Linked DNA regions of Homo sapiens: all the other regions are linked to region 2. A link is a contact called in ENCODE Hi-C or POLR2A ChIA-PET data. All regions are on one chromosome and are shown on one strand. Each heading gives the region's core, a stretch centred on a gene start or an enhancer-like site at or near the end of the contact. The rest is flanking DNA. Distances are from core to core; before and after follow the strand shown. Region 1 overlaps AP1S3 (adaptor related protein complex 1 subunit sigma 3). Region 2 overlaps AP1S3 (adaptor related protein complex 1 subunit sigma 3). Region 3 has its middle 24 kb from the start of AP1S3.

Evidence for each region. A loop is a pair of places that touch in the nucleus more often than their neighbours do. ChIA-PET counts read pairs that join two places held with the same protein, here RNA polymerase II (POLR2A). Pooled maps may share reads with other maps.
Region 1: a loop to region 2 is called in a map of astrocyte of the cerebellum, with 3 times the contacts of the local background. The contact joins two enhancer-like sites. A Hi-C loop is called at or near these places in 1 of 168 maps with a recorded cell type or tissue (astrocyte of the cerebellum), 2 of 37 single-sample maps with no recorded cell type and 9 of 50 pooled maps. POLR2A ChIA-PET finds 5 or more read pairs at or near these places in 4 of 52 experiments (BJ, MCF 10A, OCI-LY7 and 1 more).
Region 3: a map of HCT116 shows a loop between it and region 2 (6-fold over the local background). The contact joins two enhancer-like sites. A Hi-C loop is called at or near these places in 3 of 168 maps with a recorded cell type or tissue (Caco-2, HCT116 and PC-3) and 4 of 50 pooled maps. POLR2A ChIA-PET finds 5 or more read pairs at or near these places in 8 of 52 experiments (A549, AG04449, CD8-positive, alpha-beta memory T cell and 5 more).

Annotation. Positions count from the first base shown.
Region 1 is chr2:223,759,826-223,762,728 of GRCh38, forward strand. All of the region lies in intron 4 of AP1S3 (adaptor related protein complex 1 subunit sigma 3), which reads right to left. Among named protein-coding and RNA genes, the nearest start is that of AP1S3, 76 kb to the right of the region's middle. RefSeq lists a silencer at 1,087-1,381 and an enhancer at 1,904-2,273. Within about 2 kb of position 1,471, at least 16 of the 41 ENCODE cell types and tissues checked have a DNase peak (open chromatin) inside an H3K27ac peak, as active enhancers do.
Region 2 is chr2:223,813,980-223,816,679 of GRCh38, forward strand. The region is part of intron 1 of AP1S3 (adaptor related protein complex 1 subunit sigma 3); the gene reads right to left. Among named protein-coding and RNA genes, the nearest start is that of AP1S3, 22 kb to the right of the region's middle. Within about 2 kb of position 1,337, at least 6 of the 41 ENCODE cell types and tissues checked have a DNase peak (open chromatin) inside an H3K27ac peak, as active enhancers do; they include HCT116, PC-3 and PC-9, where a contact is called at or near this core.
Region 3 is chr2:223,860,250-223,862,949 of GRCh38, forward strand. No RefSeq gene overlaps it. Among named protein-coding and RNA genes, the nearest start is that of AP1S3, 24 kb to the left of the region's middle. Within about 2 kb of position 1,267, at least 9 of the 41 ENCODE cell types and tissues checked have a DNase peak (open chromatin) inside an H3K27ac peak, as active enhancers do; they include HCT116, PC-3 and PC-9, where a contact is called at or near this core.

The sequences.
Region 1 (2,903 bases), core at 221-2,720, 54 kb before region 2:
GTTCTCATCATTTAGCTCCCACTTTTAAGTGAGAACATGTGGCATTTGGTTTTCTGTCCCTGCACTAGTTTGCTCAGAATGATGGCCTCCAGCTCCATCCACGTCCCTGCAAAGGACATGATCTCATTCTTTTCATACTGTCCATCAGTTACTAAGTTTGCTAACATGCCCCAAAGCCATAATATTTTTTTTCAGCATTTAAAAAAAAATGTTTGAACAGACTCACAATTACAGGTAGAGTTCAAAGTTAACAGTGATGTTCCAGGTTCTATACCATGCAAGACAGATGGGCTTTCTCTTGCACACTCTCCTACTTTAAACATATATATTTGTGTCACACCAGGGCCCCAAGTTGAATCAATAAGAAAGCTCGAGAGGACAAAAAATCACCTGCCTCTTTCGTTTGAGTCACGATCTGCTCATTTAGCAATCCAAGTTCAACTTGTTCTTAAGCTTAAACTCCAGGGTATATGATTCATGTGAACCTGCCAGGAAATACGCTGACTGACATGGGCTGAAGATACCAAGGCTACTGGCCGAGCAAGATTGCTCAGGAGATACTAGGGCTAGAAATCTGCCCTTACCTTCAAAAGAGGTTTTCTAACTGGTTTTCACCAACTCTATCTAGAATTCCAGAGTTCTGCCAGAAAACATTTGTATTCAGTCATCCACATTTACTCAACAAAGCTCTCACCTCCTAAGTGGGCATTGGCCAAGACAGCCCCATACCCATCTACCCCTCTACAGATGCTGCCCGTGGGGTCTTTTAACTTAGCAGAGGGATCATACAGGCCATTGGGCCATGCTGGTTTTATGGAATCTAGAGTTTACACCATTTACATGGGAATACAAAGTTACAAATACAAAATCAGGTATAAAGTGTACTTAGAATGAGAAAAGAAACGACCACAGATTGTGAATTTTGAAGATGACAAATATCACAAAATAAAAAATGGTTGCATGTTATTTTCACGAATTAATTGCTTGACACTCCTCTATCATATATTATATTGTATGGCTACGTACTTTTTGCAGTTAAAATATCTTATTTTTGCAAAGTGGACAAAAACCCATGACCAGATGAGAGCATTGCTAGGCCCTGCCTGTAGCCTCGGGAGGGGCCTGGAGTTGACACTTTCCTGTCTTTGTGGTTCAGTGGCCTCTAGTCATTGGCACTGCTCACATCACCAGATGACTCAGTCTGCTAAACACCACACTGGCTGCCCTGTCTGAGCCGAGCCAGGCTGGTTACTCAAGCTATGTAAACCAATAAGGTAAAAGTTGGCATTTTCTTGAGCTTGCCACTTTAAAGGTTTGGGGCAGACTTTTAGAGCTGGCAGAACCTTAGTTGCTCTTACCTTCTCAAGACAGGAGCTGGAGTCTGTATCTTGGGTCCTCTTCTGGATACATCTAGCTCTGCTGTGTTTCTTATGCATATAGCACAGTGTATGTTATGACTTCCTACTGCATTGTGGTTTGGCCTAGCTGTTAACATGGTTTACGCTTTTAAGGGTGACAGTGTTAGGGTGCACCTAGCAGTTTCGCCTGCATCCACACGAGGGCACATAGAATCCTATTGCTCATGAGATACAATCTGACCCTCCCCTTCTTTTTTTTGAGACAGGGTCTCACTCTGTCACCCAGGCTGAAGTGCAGTGGTGCGATTACCGCTCACTGCAGCCTTGACCTCTCGGGCTCAAGTGATCCTTTCACCTTAGCCTTCCGAGTAGCTGGAATTACAGGTGTACACCACCATGCCTGGCTAATTTTATTACTTTTTGTAGAGACAAGGTTCTCACTATGTTGCCTAGGCTGGTCTCAAAACTCCTGGGCTCAAGCGGTCCTTCCGCATCAGCCTTCTGAGTAGCTGGGATTACAGGTGCACACCACCACACCTGGCTAATTTTATCATTTTTCTGTAGAGACAAGGTTCTCACTATGTTGCCTAGGCTGATCTCAAACTCTTGACTTAAGCAGTCTTCCTGCCTGGGACTCCCAAAGTGCTGGGAATACAGGCATGAGCCATCGCATCTGGCCTTGAGCCTCCCTTCTTGGCAGGCTGTTAGTTGGGGTAAAATATCTACTGTTTGTCGCTCCTACCTATTGCAAGTCCTGTGGTTAATGACCACTATCGCCTTTGAGAGTTTCATTTTCTTTTCTTTTTTGAGACAGAGTCTCACTCTGCCGCCCAGGCTAGAGTGCAGTGGCATGATCTCGGCTCACTGCAACCTCCGCCCCCTGGGTTCAAGCGATTCTCCTGCCTCAGCCTCCTGAGTAGCTGGGATTACAGGAGCCCACCACTGCACCTGGCTAATTTTTGTATTTTTAGTAGAGACGGAGTTTCACCATCTTGGCCAGGCTGGTCTTGAACACCTGACCTCGTGATCCACCTGCCTCGGCCCAAAGTGCTGGGATTATAGGCATGAGCCATTGTGCCCAGCAATTTTTTTTTTTTTTTTTTTTTTGAGATGGAGTCTTGCTCTGTCACCCAGGCTGGAGTGCAGTGGTGGAATCTCGGCTCACTGCAATCTCTGCCTTCTGGGTTCAAGCAAATCTCCTGCCTCAGCCTCCCAAGTAGCTGGGGTTACAGATGTGTACCACCACACCTGGCTAATTTTTGTATTTTTAGTAGGGATGGGATTTTGCCATGTTGGCTAGGCTGGCCTCGAACTCGTGGCCTCAAGTGATCCGCCCACCTCGGCCTCCCAAAGTGTTGGGCTTACAGACGTGAGCCACCACGCCCAGACAGAGGGTTTAATTTTCCTTCTAATAACTTTGTGCCATTGTCCACATTGTTGTTACCCCCAAATAAGTATTCCCAACCAAGTAAACAGTTCCTTTCTTTTCCTCTTATCAACATCTAGCCACCACACGCTCAGAATAAGCTTTGAGCATTTGGAGAT
Region 2 (2,700 bases), core at 87-2,586:
TTCTGCAGAAGGCAAAATGAAAGTACCCAGTATTTTATAAATGACACATTCATTAACTTGTTAAGCACAAGCCTTTAAAATGTGCCACCAACTAGCGTCAGATGTGCCCCAATATTTATAACCTTGTTTCCACACTACCTTCATTTTTTAACATACCAGTGGCTTCCGAAAATGGAAGTGGCAGGAGCTTTCCAACCCTGAGTGGCCCTAACCTTCTGTGACTCTGGGAGAAAGACTTCAAGAAGCAAGTAAGAGAAAAAACAGTGGGAAGAGGCCTCAGTGGATACGGCTGGCATCACTAGGTATCTCACACTCTGTTCTTTGTTTTCTGTGTTAACAATGGGACGTGGCTGTTCTCTGCCTTTCACGTTCTGTTCTGCCCCATCTAGTTCATAGCCGGCAGCCTCAGCAAAGACCATGTCCACTACAAGAAGTTAAATAAAGCGGCAAAAATGACAAGGGGTTGGCCTTTCTGCTTCTCAGGCATCACCTAATTCTGAAATCAAATGTACTTGAAAGGTAACATTTAGACCATTCCTGGCCCTCCAGGACAAAGTAATCAGGGATTTGAACATGGGGCTAGTTTTCCAAAGACCCTAACAAACTTCACAAACGAAATTCTCACTGGTCACATGAACATCCACTATTTACAAAACATTCTCATTTCAAATATAGAAACTACTTAGTTACACTTCAATCAAAATGAGGTTTGCACATTAAACTAAAAAATATGACAGGCGTTCTAAGACTATACAGGAGATTTCAGGCTGACAATAAGAACTAAGACTCAATGTTTATTTATTTTTCTTTAATTTGAAACAGGGTCTTACTCTGTCACCCAGGCTGGTGTACAATGGCACGATCACAGCTCACTGCAGCCTCAACCTCCTGGGCTCAGGAGATCCTCCTGCCTTAGCCTCCCAAGTAGCTGGGACCACAGGTACACACTATCACTCCGGGCTAATTCTTTTATCTGTAGAAAGGGGTGTCTCACTATGTTGCCAGGCTGGTCTTGAACTCCTGGGCTCAAGCAATTTTCCTGCCTTGGCCTCCCAAAGTGCTGGGATTATAGGCATGAGCCAGTGCACCTGGCCCCAATCTTTATTTTAAATAAATGTGATTTAGTATTTGACTTAGACTTTCGATTGATTTTACCAATAGGGTGACAGAGTTAGCAAAACAATACCACTGATTCTGAAAATAAATGTCAATGTGCCATAAACCATGTTGGAAAAATCTTTGAGTACTTTTTGGCATCAAACCAAGAACACAGTCATCAGTTCTCCTTGCTTGGTAAATTTTAGTCATGGGCTGTAGTCTATGACACATCTTTGAGAGGCAGACTTTGAAGGAGCTAATGCTGGCAGAAACCAACCAGGGTTGATTTTGGATGCAATCCAAGGAAAGCAGAAAGATCAGGTTAATTAATTCCAGTCAGCCCTAAGTAATGATTCTTTAGGGTCTGACCCAACTCTCAAAACAAAAATCACTTTCCCTCCCAAGTTTACGAGCCACCTTCAAATTCCTGAGGACTGCGGTACTAACCAACCTAAAATGAATGCATGCATAGATTTGTAAAGCCAACCAAACTTGTGAACCCTGAAAAACTAAGGTAATCAGTCTTAGTTTCCTAATAAATATAAAAGTGTTTTAATTCCACAGCAAATAATCCAAGCATATAAACTGTTCTTATGCATACAGTACTCTGTATTCCACAGAATATAATACAGTTTTTAAGCCCTCACTTAACTTCAGCAATAGATTCTTGAAAACTGCAACTTTAAGCAAAACAACATACTATGTAACAAAACTAATTTTGCCACAGGCTAATTGATAGAAACAAGAGTCAGGGACAGGCAGTGGCTCAGGTCTCTAATACTAGCACTACGGGAGGCTAAGGGAGGAAGACAGCTTGAGCCCAGGAGTTCGAGACCAGCCTGGGCAACACAGTGAAACCACATCTGTACAAAAAATACAAAAATTATCTGGGTATGGTGGCATATGCCTGTGGTCCCAGCTACTCAGGAGGCTGAAGTGGGAGGATCATTTGAGCCTGGGAGGCTGAGGCTGCAGTGAGCCGTGATCATGCCACTGCGCTCCAGCCTGGACACTAAAGGAAGACCTCTTAAAAATAGAAAGTCAAGTTCCTTTCTTCAAGTTCCACGGGCATACAGCGTGTCATTTTGCTTAAAGACACAGTTTCTAAGAACATATCAACAGTGTTAAGTGAGGACTTACCGTACTACTTTATCACCAGTTGGGTTAATTGGTTAAAAGAGGAATGCAATATAATTTATTTGATGATAAACCGCTATGACAGATAGTGGGCAATTATTCCTTCCTTCCTCCCCCATGCTTCTGAAAAAAAAAAAACTACTTCAACTGGTCACTTGCCAAAAACAAACGAAGAGATCAAACGGTCTTTTTAAGCAAAGCCAGGTTTCCGGGCCATGAACACGTAGCTTTGCTAAGAGAAGCATGAAATGTGAGTAGCCACAAACCTTAACAATCACGAGAACCAACAGCAAGGAACAGATAGCAAGTATTCACAGGAGACCGTGGATAGGGTCCCATAATACCTATGTCAATGACTGAGCCCAAAGGCTAGTAAGTGGCAGGGAGAGATTCTAATAAGATCAGTCTGACACTAAAGCCTGAGGTTGTCCCAGCATCCATGCCTCCATCCTCCCTGCAATCAAA
Region 3 (2,700 bases), core at 17-2,516, 46 kb after region 2:
CTACCAGTAAGAGCCTTTCCCCACCCTCTGACCTAGAGAAAATAGAAGGCATTATGTGGGAAAATGTTCTTTATGAACCAGGGTTATGAATGAAGTTCTTAGAAACTTCATTAATTCATTCTGTAAGTATATTTTGTTGATGCCTTTCCAAACATTTCTATTTTTTTTTTTTTTTTTTGAGACAGAGTCTCACTCCGCCCCGCCTCTACTAAAAATACAAAATACCTGTAGTCCCAGCTACTCGGGAGGCTGAGGCAGGAAAATCGCTTGAACCTGGGAGGCGGAGGTTGAAGCGAGCCAAGATCACACCACTGCACTCCAGCCTGGGCGACAGAGTGAGACTCCATCTCAAAAAAAGAAAAAAAAAAAGATCCCCCTGAGGAATGTTCCTGGGTTCCAGATACTCTTCCTTTCTGGACCTTGATTCTCAGGCCCGCAGCTCCATTGGAGGGTGTCCCCCATGCTGAGCCATCCTGGCCACCCTTGGAGAGTGGGGCCTCATCCACACCTCCAACCCTGCTCATTCAGTCTTTATAGTTCCTTCTTCCAGGAAACTAGGGGGTAACAAGTATTCTAAGGGCTGGGTCAGATAACTGACTGGCACCACCCAGTACTAGCCTTTTGTAAAAACACCTTACATTCTTTTCTTTTCTTTTTTGAGACAGGGTCTCACTTCATTGCCCAGGCTGGAGTGCAGTGGCTTGATCTTGCTCACTGCAGCCTCAGTCTCCCAGGCTCAAGTGATCCTCCTGCCTCAGCCTCCTGAGAAGGTGGAACTATAGGCATGCACCATTACACCAGGCTAATTTTTGTATTTTTTGTAGAGATGACATCTCGTTATGTTGCACACGCTGGTCTCAAACTCCTGGACTCAAGCAATCCTACCACCTCAGCCTCCCAAAATGTTGGGAGTACTGGTGTGAGCCACTGTGCCCAGCCTCACCCTACATTCTTTTTAGGCCACAAACCAGGAACTCAGGATGCAACAACCAGTCTACATATGGCAACTTGCCACTGCGGGGTGAGCTTTGCCTTCCCGGTCACTTCCCACAAAGGCTCCTTCTCCTCCATCTCCTTCCACAGGGCAGCTTCAAGCTCCAGTTCATCCCCATTATCTCCAGTTGAAAGAAGGAAGCAGAAAGAAACCCATATTTATTATCCACCGTGGATACTAGACTAGCTACTTTACATGTCTTAATCTTTACATACATTATATTATTGCACACTGGTTTTGATTTTACAGAAAATAAAACCAGTGAATGTCCACAATGTTTGCATAACTTGCAAGTGTTAACATGACTAGTGAGTAGCAACACTGGAATTCAAACCAAGATAAGTCTGAGGCCAAAGTCCAAGCTCTTTCTACCCTAGGCTGTCATGAACATGTTCCTTAGCCCCTCCTTTTGGCCACCTCTGGGAGCTCAGAATTGCTGGGCAGGCAATAAAAGGATGTGTTTGGGAAAGGGAAAAAGTAGAATTTGAGGACCATTTTTTCACCTATAAAATGGGAATAAAAATAAATTCCTATTTCAAGGAGTTCTTAAAAGGATTAAATAAAATAATCCAGGTAAAGAATTTAGTACTTTGATTGGAAAAGAAAAACAATGTATATTGGGAATTCTTCTCCCCCTCTATCACCTTTACCTTCTCTGCCCTCTCTGGACTCAGGTGCTCACACAATAAAAGCAGTAACACTAGGCCATTTGGAAAAGGAGAGAGCAGCCTGCTTGTAAAGAAAGGTGACCAACTTTGTATCCAGACAGGCTTGGCCTCAAAGGAACACAACCTAAAATCATAGGCTGACAGCAAATATATATATATATATTTTTGAGACAGAGTTTCGCTCTTGTCACCCAGCTGGAGTGCAATGGCACGATCTTGGCTCACTGCAACCTCCACCTCCCAAGTTCAGGAGATTCTCCTGCCTCAGCCTCCCAAGTAGCTGAGATTACAGGTGACTGCTACTATGCCTGGCTAATTATTGTATTTTTAGTAGAGACAGGGTTTCACCATGTTGGTCAGGCTGGTCTCAAACTCCCGACCTCATGTGATTCGCCTGCCTCAGCCTCCCAAAGTGCTAGGATTACAGGCATAAGCCACCGTACCTGGCCTTTTTATTTATTTTATTTTATTTATTGTATTTTATTTTTTGAGAGAGATTCTGTCACACTCTGTTGTCCAGGCTAGAGTGCAGTGGCACAATCTTGGCTCACTGCAGCCTCTGCCTCCCGGATTCAAGCGATTCTTGTGCCTCGGCCTCCCATGTAGCTGGGATCACAGGCATGTGCCACCATACCTGGCTAGTCATTTATTTTTTAATATGCAATGGAAAATATTTCTGACACACACAGACTGTATTAGTCCATTGTCTTTCTCTTTCTTTTCTTTTTCTTTTTTTGAGACGGAGTTTCACTCTTGTTGCCCAGGCTGGAGTGCAATGGCACAATCTTGGCTCACTGCAACCTCTGCCTCCCAGGTTCAAGAGATTCTCCTGCCTCAGCCTCCCAAGTAGCTGGGATTACAGGCACACGTCACCATGCCTGGCTAATTTAGTATTTTTAGTAGAGACAGGGGTTTCTCCATGTTGGTCAGGCTGGTCTGGAACTCCTGACCTCAGGTGATCCACCTGCCTTGGCCTTCCAAAGTGCTGGGATTACAGGCGTGAGCCACAGCGCCTGGCCAGTATTAGTCCATTTTCAT